2 separate regions of the Homo sapiens genome follow, and region 1 is linked to region 2. Evidence: chromatin contacts called from ENCODE Hi-C or POLR2A ChIA-PET data. All regions are on one chromosome and are shown on one strand. Each heading gives the region's core, a stretch centred on a gene start or an enhancer-like site at or near the end of the contact. The rest is flanking DNA. Distances are from core to core; before and after follow the strand shown. Region 1 holds the start of CFLAR-AS1 (CFLAR antisense RNA 1). Region 2 overlaps CASP10 (caspase 10).

What was found. Hi-C counts contacts between places; a loop is a spot of excess contacts on that map. ChIA-PET counts read pairs that join two places held with the same protein, here RNA polymerase II (POLR2A). Pooled maps may share reads with other maps.
Region 1: a loop to region 2 is called in a map of B cell, with 10 times the contacts of the local background. The contact joins the promoter of CFLAR-AS1 here to the enhancer-like site in region 2. A Hi-C loop is called at or near these places in 1 of 168 maps with a recorded cell type or tissue (B cell) and 2 of 50 pooled maps. POLR2A ChIA-PET finds 5 or more read pairs at or near these places in 7 of 52 experiments (AG04449, GM12878, OCI-LY7 and 4 more).

What each region holds. Positions count from the first base shown.
Region 1 is chr2:201,154,948-201,159,423 of GRCh38, reverse strand. CFLAR-AS1 (CFLAR antisense RNA 1) reads left to right here and starts at 1,632. Exons shown (of 7, transcript NR_040030.1): 1 at 1,632-1,669. All of the region lies in intron 8 of CFLAR (CASP8 and FADD like apoptosis regulator), which reads right to left. RefSeq lists enhancers at 904-1,233, 1,254-1,333.
Region 2 is chr2:201,206,125-201,210,896 of GRCh38, reverse strand. It overlaps CASP10 (caspase 10), which reads right to left. Exons shown (of 10, transcript NM_032977.4): 8 at 2,714-2,822; 9 at 1,335-1,827. Among named protein-coding and RNA genes, the nearest start is that of CASP10, 25 kb to the right of the region's middle. RefSeq lists an enhancer at 1,863-1,912. Within about 2 kb of position 1,821, at least 4 of the 41 ENCODE cell types and tissues checked have a DNase peak (open chromatin) inside an H3K27ac peak, as active enhancers do; they include B cell, where a contact is called at or near this core.

The DNA.
Region 1 (4,476 bases), core at 383-2,882, 51 kb after region 2:
GCAGGAGAATCGCTTGAACCCAGGAGGTGGAGGTTGCAGTGAGCCAACATTGTGACACTGCACTCCAGCCTGGGCAACAGAGTGAGACTCTGTCTCAAAAAAAAAAATTAATTATTATATCATGTAAGAATGAAGAGCTACAAAGGAGGTGCTGATATTCCTAAGTCTATAATCAATAAGCATCATTAACAAGGAAATAGGAGACATGATTCACAGGTTGCAAATAACCCATTAAATAGTGAGGGCAACCAGCCCCAGTGGCTCACATCTGTAATCCTAGCACTTTGGGAGGCCGAGACGGGCAGATCACCTGAGGTCAGGAGTTCGAGACCAGTCTGGCCAATATGGTGAAACCCCGTCTCTACTAAAAATACAAAAATTAGCCAGGCGTGGTGGTGCTCACCTGTAATCCCAGCTACTAGGGAGGCTGAGACAGGAGAATTGCTTGAACCCGGGAGGCAGAGGTTGCAGTGAGCCAAGATTGCGCCACTGCACTCCAGCCTGGGCAACAGAGCAGAACTCCGTCTCAAATTCAAATAATAATAATAATAATAATAATAATAATAATAATGATGAGGGCAAATGCCGTTACAGGATCTCTGGGTAGCTGTTATCAGGACTGTAATTTTGCACAGCCTTTTTGAAGAGCAATTTGGGAGTATCATTAAATTTTAAATGTGTATACCCTTTATAAAAAAAAGAAAACTCTGTGTGGTAGAAGAGGCCTGGACGCACTGTCCCCTAGCCATCTCCTCTGAGGGTGCAGGCTTGTTTCGATACCCAGTGCTGAATCCAGGCTGAACAAGGAGAGAACCTGGACTAGGACTCCAGTTCCATCACTGCTATTCTATTCCAAAGGACTCACACGTCTCTAATCATGGAGTATTTGCTCCTCCAGGGGGCAGAAGCAAACAGGGAAACACCAGACTCAAAGCTCTTTTGTGTACTTATCTCAAGATTGGTTCACTTCCCTCAAAACCTCTCTTCACTGATAAATGTCCTTCCTTATCAAACAAAGTCCTTGAAAGAAAACTTCACCACATTCTCCCTGCCCATGCTGATATGTAAGGCTTGGACAGAACAAATGCTGTACTGTGCCTTCCAGCTCTTTCCTTTATTTGTGCTCCCTGGAGGTTCTGGCTGGGGAAGCCCCTGTCACATGACTGTGAGCAGACAGCTGTGTGGTGCAGGGCAAAAGAGGAACCAGCCTTGGAATCACAAGATGTGGGTTTAAGTCCTAGTTCCTCCATCTCCTCCTACTAGGGTCTGAATCTTGCATGGTCTTGGAAGAGACTGAGCTATAACAGCAGAGAAGCTAGGAAGGAAATGGGAATCTGAGGTCTGGGGCAGAAAATCCTTACCTAAAAGAACAGAAGAAAAATGGCTAAAGCTGGAGGTGAAGCCAAAAACCATGCAGGTCCCAAGTGCCAATAAGAATAGCAGGTCTGAGCCTCAGACAAGACACAGCATTGCTTAAATATCCTGTGGCAAGGGAGTCACTCCACAGGCCCAGCCTGAAGACATTACCGCTGACATTTCCCATTAACGTCACAATTTTCCTCTATGAGGTGGTGAGGTGGAGTGGGAAGGGCTGTTAGCTGGCACTTGCAACTTTATTGCGCCAGCAAGAACATGCATACAGCCCAGTCTAACGTACAGGATCAAAAAGGTAATGACAGTGTGACTTTGAGTCAGTTTGAGTCAGCCCCAGTTTATTCATCTATAAAACAAGATTAAAACTAATGCTTGGCCAGGTGCAGTGGCTCACACCTACAATCCCAGCACTTTGGGAGGCTGAGGTGGGAGGATGGCTTGAGCTCAGGAGTTTGAGACCACCCTGGGCATCACAGGGAACCCCGTCTCTACAAAAAATAAAAAAACTAGCCAGGCATGGTAGTACAAGCCTGTAGTCATCACAGCTACTCAGGAGGCTGAGGCAGGAGGATCTCTTGAGCAGGAGGTTCTTCAAAAGGTGACTGTGAGGGCAGGGTACAGTGGCTCATACCTGTAATCCCAGCACTTTGGGAGGCCAAGGCGGGTGGATTGCTTGAGCTGCAGAGTTTGAGACCAGCCTGGGCAACATGGCGAAACCCCATCTCTACCAAAAATACAAAAATTGGCTGGGCATGGTGGCACGCATCTGTGGTCCCAGCTACTTGGGAGGCTAAGGAAGGAGGATCACTCGAGCCCAGGAAGTGGAGGAGCCAAGATCGCTCCACTGCACTCCAGCCTGGGTGAAAGAGTGAGACTCTGTCTCAGAAAAAAGGTGACCGTGAGGATCCAATGAGATTTCTGTAAAGATGCTTTGCAAACTGTGTTTATTCAAATATAAGATATTGACTTTAAAGGAAATAAAGGCAGCCATTTCAAAGTACAAATCACCAACCTTATGGTGTTGCACATCTCTCATGGAATCTCTCTCTTAGGACCTGGAGGGAGGTCTCTATATTCTAAACTAAAATGGGCTCAGAGCAGACAGAGTCCATATCCTATGTAGGTAGGACAGTAACTGTTTTGTCCTTGCACATAAATAGAGGAAGAAAAACTTGGGGGCTGGGTTTGGAAAATAAAATTTCAACAAACTACAGAAGACCCACTTCTCCTTCTAGAACCCACCCTGGAAATCCCACACTCAACCCAGTCTGATCTCCGTAAATTTCAACTGTTCTTTAGAACTTCTGGAAATGATGTGGGGGGGTGGGGAGGGGAAGGGCAGGGGTTCTTCTGGCCTTGCAGTTAGTACAGGGCTGTTCATTCAAGGCTAGGGTCAGCACTACTCACAGGTTTGAGGACTTCACAGATAAACCAAAAAAACCAAAATACAGTAAAATGTCATGACTTCATTAATTTAGAATTTGTTTTGATCTAAATGAGGATACATTTATCTTGACAATTTCTATGAAAAGGGCTTCATTAAATAAATGTATAAAATAAACAAGAATGAGGGAATGCTTCACCAGTTAATTTACAATCACATATTGAGTACCTTTAATAAGCCCAGTGTTAACTGCTATAGAGCACATGGGTAAAACATAAGATGGGCAAAACATTCTTAGTGAAAAAGGGAGTTCTGAGGTCAAACGTGTTTGGGAAATGCAAGGTGGACAAGGCTAAAATAGGTTTCTTCGCAGGAAGAATTCTCAGAGCCTTTAATAGGTCAATATGCATTGCAAATCTCTGAGGGGGAAGAGATTAGGCAGCGCTTCTCAAATTTACTTGACCGGAAAACTCTTGTTTTACAAAGTTCCCCTTATTGCCTACAGAAACACTTGGACAAGAGAATACATATCAAATATATGATGTACTTCAATCAAAGAGCTTATAATCTTGTTGGGGAAGCAAAGCTTATAAATACGCATAAAACAAAGATTACGTGGTGGCTCATGGCCATAATCCCAGTGCTTTGGGAGGCCAAGGCAGGAAGATCACTTGAAGCCAGGAGTTCAAGACCGCCCTGGGAAATACAGCAAAAGACCCTGTCTCTATAAAAAACAAAGTTAGCCAGACATGATAGCATGTGCCTGTAGTCCCAGCCACTCAGGAGGCTGAAGTGGGAGGATTGCTTCAGCCCAGAAGTTTGAGACCAGCCTGGGCAACATAGTGAGACCCTGTCTCTACAGAATATTTTAAAAATTAGATGGATGTGGTGGCGCCTGTGTGTAGTTCCAGCTACTTGGGAGGGTGAGGTGAGAGGATTGCTTGAGCCCGGGAGGTGAAGGCTGCAGTGAGCCATGATTGTACCCCTGTGCTCCATTCTGGGTGATAGAGCAAGACCCTGTCTCAAAAAAGAAAAGGAAAGTACAGAAAAATGTTCAAGCTTTTCAGAAAGAGCAGGATAGAAAAAAAAAATACTTCCTCTTGGCCAGGTGCGATGGCTCATCCCCGTGATCCCAGCACTTTGGGAGGCCGAGGCGGGCGGATCACCTGAGGTCAGGAGTTCAAGACTAGCCTGGCCAACATGGTGAAACCCCATCTCTACAAAAATACAAAAATTAGCCGGGCATGATGGCGGGTGCCTGTAATCCCAGCTACTCAGGAGGCTGAGGCGGAGAATCGCTTGAACCCGGGAGACAGAGGTTGCAGTGAGCCAAGATAACGCCATTGCACTCCAGTAGCCTGGGTGACAGAGCGAGACTCTGTCTCAAAAAAAAAAAAAACTTCCTCTTAAAATCTGCAAACATCGTCTTTTATTTTTATTCAAGGGCCTTAAAAACAACCAGAGCTTTAGGCCAAGCCGTAAAGCCCATCTGTCAGAGATGTGAGACGCTTGCTTCTATATTCCTAACAAGATAAAAGTCCAGTGCTTAAAGATGACCCACCAGGGCCTAGCACAGGTCCAGCTTTGCTGTCACTGACACAGATGACACAACACCAAAGACTTATTTTTCAATTCTACCAAACTGAGATAATTAGTTCCCAAATCCCTGAGCATTTACTTCTGCCTCAAGAAGAGGTTACTGAACTCCATAAGAATTC
Region 2 (4,772 bases), core at 572-3,071:
ACTGTCTCCTTTTAATATTGTTGAATTTTTAAAATAATAATAATTTAAATATTCACTTATATTTTTATTATCTGTCCTTCCTTCACTGGACTTTTAGCTCCCTGGAGAGCAGATTTTGTCTCTCTTGTACACAGTTGCACCCCCTGTCCCCAGTTCGGTACCCAGTACAGTAAGCACATAGTACGCTCTCAATAAATATTGCCTTGTTCCTGAAGCCATAGACATTAGCCTCTGATGTCTGTGATGAGAATGGAGGGGCTGGTAAAGAAGAGAGAAAAGCAAAGTTGACTCAAGGTTCCAATCCTGAATTCCCAGAAGAGCACTATGGCCATTCCTTCAAATGGAAATTCAGGAGTAGGAGCTCCTGGAGAGAGCTGGGAAGATGAGCTCAGAAACATGCATGCTGAATGTGAGGTCCAAGGGCTAAACAGAGGTAGGATATCTAGCGGGATGTTAATGAGACAGGCTCAAGCAAGTCATTCATTGGCCCAGCAAATGTTTAACAAGCTCACAATATATCAGGTCAGGGGCTGAGGATATAAAGTTGAATGAAACAGGGTCTCTGCCCCCAGGAATTCAGAGATGAGTGGGCCAGAGATGGCAACTTTGGAGACGTTTTCATGGAGGAGCCCATGGCCTCTAGGTATGGCTAAAGGTGCCAAGAGGACAGCATGTGGCAGAGACAGAAGGGAAGCTGTCAGAGCAGTGGCAAATAGAAGTCCAAAGATAGCACATAGGTGCTCAGGACGTAAGAGTGAGTGATAAATAAACGAACAAATAAAAGGCCCCCATGCTTTTGTTCATGCTATTCCCTCTGCCCAGCACATCTTTCACCTGATTCTTTACCTAACATCTATTTGTCATTTCTAGAAGCCTCCTCTGATCCTTCAAATCTGGGCAAGGTACTCATTCTGCATGTTCCCATAACACCTATACTTCACAATGTGCACTTACCAGCTGGGGATGCCCTTCCCCGTCTATTTGTTTGTCTATCCCTCTAGCTTGTAAGCAACCTGAGGGCAAGGACTCTGTCTTTTTTTAACTCTGTATCTTCCTTTCCAGGTCCAGGCTGGTACTCAATACAAGGTTGCTGGATGGATGGATGGATGGACAGATGGATGGATGGATAGATGAATGGGTGGATAGATGGATGGATAGATGAATGGGTGGATAGATGGATAAATAGATAAACAGGAGGGTAGGCAGATGGTTGAACAGGTACATGGATAGAACAACGTAGAACTCTCACCCTTACCAAAGGTGTTGAATGAGAGTAAAATAAAAAATAAATAAAACTAATTAATTACAAATGGAAGAAAAAAAAGAGCTCTCACCTTGGGACCAATTTCTTCAGATGATTACACAGAGACTGAATATACCAGCTGCCTTCCTCCACATGCCGAAAGGATACATAGCCTGGGACAGTGGCCAGACCAAGTAGGAAGTCAGCCTCGGCAGGAATACTGTCCTGCAGGGAAGTGGGTGCCTGCTCAGGGTTCAGAGCATCTGCTTCGATGGATACGGAAGGCTGTATCTCTTCACCTTGGCAGGCCTGGATGAAAAAGAGTTTAGGTTTTTCAGCCAGTCTAGGGCACTGCAGGGCTGTGAAGTGAGACATGATCTCCCGAATGGGAATGAGGGCCTCATCCGAAGAGTAGACAGCTCCAAATCTCCCATGGGTCAGAATACAGAACACGAAGCAGTCCCCGTCGGCATGGGCTGGATTGCACTTCTGCTTCTGCAGGACCATCTCCATTTCCACTTTCGTCACATTATTGTGTATATGCACTGTGAACCCAAGCCACTGGAACACATGACTCAGGATCTCTGTTTAAAAACAAAAAAAAAAAAAAAAGAGAGAGAGAGAGAGAAAGGGGAAATAATAAAATGATGCAAAACAAAATGAAGAACTGAAACAAGGCCGGGCACAGTGGCTCACACCTATAATCTCAGCACTTTGGAAGGCCGAAGCAGGCGGATCACTTGAGGTCAGGAGTTTGAGAACAGTCTGGCCAGATGGCAAAACCCCATCTCTACTGAAAATACAAAAAATAGCCAGGTGTGGTGGCTCACGCCTGTAATCCCTGCTACTCGGGAGGCTGAGGCACGAGAATGGCTTGAGCCTGGGAGGCAGAGGTTGCAGTGAGCTGGGACTGCACCACTGCACTCCAGCCTGGGCAACAGAGCAAGACTCTGTCTCAAAGAAAAAAAAAACTGAAACAATGCTAATAGTTACAAAATTTGCACAGCAAATAGCCTAAAGCTTTGGATTATTTTTATTTTCATAACCATAAAATCTTACAATGAATCTCCTATCACGTAATACCCAGTGTTGTCACAACAGTCCTGAGAATCGGCAGTGGCCAGTGTTTCATCCTGTTTCACAGTTGAAGAAGCCAAGGTCTCTTGACTCTCCCATGATCACACACCTAGTTAGTGGTGGAGCTGGAGCTCACGCCCAAGTTGTCTCGTGCCAATCCAGCAGGCTCTCCCCCAGTACATGCTCTCCTCTATTCAGAATTGTGAATAGTCAAAGATTCTTGCCACTCTTTAGCAGACTGATGACTCCCCAGGGATATATAAGAGGCTCAGAAACATGATATCATCCTTACACGTATATGGAAGATAAAAGTCACAGAAAGAAAATGTGAAAATAAAAAATAATTTTAAGATCCCCAATTTGCATTTGATAAACTGTTCCAGACTTTCTTACCAGCATCTTTATGGGTTCCTTGTCTGTCCTTCAGGGAGGTAAAGCTGTGGTTGTTGACAATGACACAGAGGCCTCTGTGGTTCCGATTCATCCTGTACACAGCTGCCCTCTTGAAGAATAGATAGAGCCACTTAGTAGGAATCCTTATCTTAGGGCCTTAAATGTTTCTAACCAACCACTCCAATGGATCCACTGTGAGGAAGAGCAGGATGTATCTCCCCATGCCAGTTGTTTAAACCATGTTTTTGTTGTTGTTGTTATTTTGTTGTTGCTGTTGTTGTTGTTTTGAGATGGAGTCTCACTCTTGTTGCCCAGGCTGGAGTGAGTGACGCGATCTCGGCTCACTGCAACCTCTGCCTCCCGGATTCAAGGGATCCACCTGCCTCAGGTGCCCACCAACACCCCCAGATAATTTTTTTTTTTTTTTGAGACAGCATCTCGCTCTGTCACCCAGGCTGGAGTGCAATGGCGTGATCTCAGCTCACTGCAACCTCCACCTCCTGGGTTCAAGCGAGTCTTCTGCCTCAGCCTCCCGAGTAGCTGGGACTACAGGCGCCCGCCACCATGCCCAGGTAATTTTTGTATTTTTAGTAGAGACGGGGTTTCACTATGTTGGCCAGGATGGTCTTGATCTCTTGACCTTGTGATCCGCCCACCTCGTCCTCCCAAAGTGCTGGGATTACAGGCATGAGCCACCGCGCCCAGCCGATAATTTTTGTATTTTTGGTTGAGGTAGAGTTTCACCATGTTGGCCAGGCTGGTCTTGAACTCCTGACCTCAAGTGATTCGCCCACCTCAGCCTCCCAAAGTGCTAGGATTACAGGCATGAGCCACCATGCCTGTCCAAAACCATGTTTTTATACTCTAGTCTAAACCCCTTGGGGTATTTATGCCACATTATTTCTGAAGTCACATATTGAAAAACTGGGGATTCTGACTACTCTGCAACTCACTTTTACTGCACAATTGTGATCTGAATAAAATTTCAAAGATTCTTTTTTAAGTCCTAGAGCCCAGGACAAAGGATAAATCTCATTTGCACTAAAGATTAGACAGTTCCTTTCTTTCAGGATGCCACTCCCAGTATCAGAGGCAGAGAGTTCTCAAGATCCTGGCCCTAGTGTGGAATTAGCTAATTAATTCCAAGGTGAAATGCCAGATCCTGATTAAAATTCAGACTTCACCTGGTTTGGCTGGAGAAGCTCAATCATGACAGTTAAGAAAATGGAATATATATTTTAATATTGTCAAACCCAGGGTTTATGCAAAAGCATCTTCACTTTCATATTAGCAACATGAATGAAGAAAGCATACACAAGGATTTCATGAGACAACATAAATATCAAAGATTTTTTTCAGATGGTTCATTTCTGGAGTGATCTAATGCCTTCAAAAAAGGGAAATCTTTTGTAATTTTATTTCTGAATATAAAAATAATATACAAGCTGGCATGGTGGTACTTGGGTGGCTGAGGCAGGAGAATTCCTTGAGCCTGAGAGTTCAGGACAAGCCTGGGCAACACAGTGAGACCGCCATCTTTATATATATGTGAATATATATATGAGTGTGTGTATATATATATATACACTTAATATATAAGTATATATATATAAAGTATACTTATAAATAAAGTATATATATACACATATATATTCATATATATATAAAGATGGCTGATATATATTCATATGTATATAAAGATGGCTGTATATTCAATTTTTAAAATTCAATATATATATATATTCACAGTAGGAATTTAAAAACATGTGCAATTATTTTTTAAGGCTATTGTAAACAGCATGTGATTGCAAATTAGCTGAGCTGGCTTTAGCAGAGCCTCTGGGCAGCTAAAATCATCCTTGAAATCGTGGTACATCTTTATCCAAGCAGAAAACAAGTGGCTTCAATGGATAAGAAAAGAAACTACCCCTCTCCAGAAATAACCCAAAGGGTATGCATGACTCAAAGTGTAACAGCATTTCCTCCACAGTCAAAGGGATCAGTCACTTCTGATTGATACAGAAAAAGGTGGGAAGAACAGAGATAATTACAGAGAGAG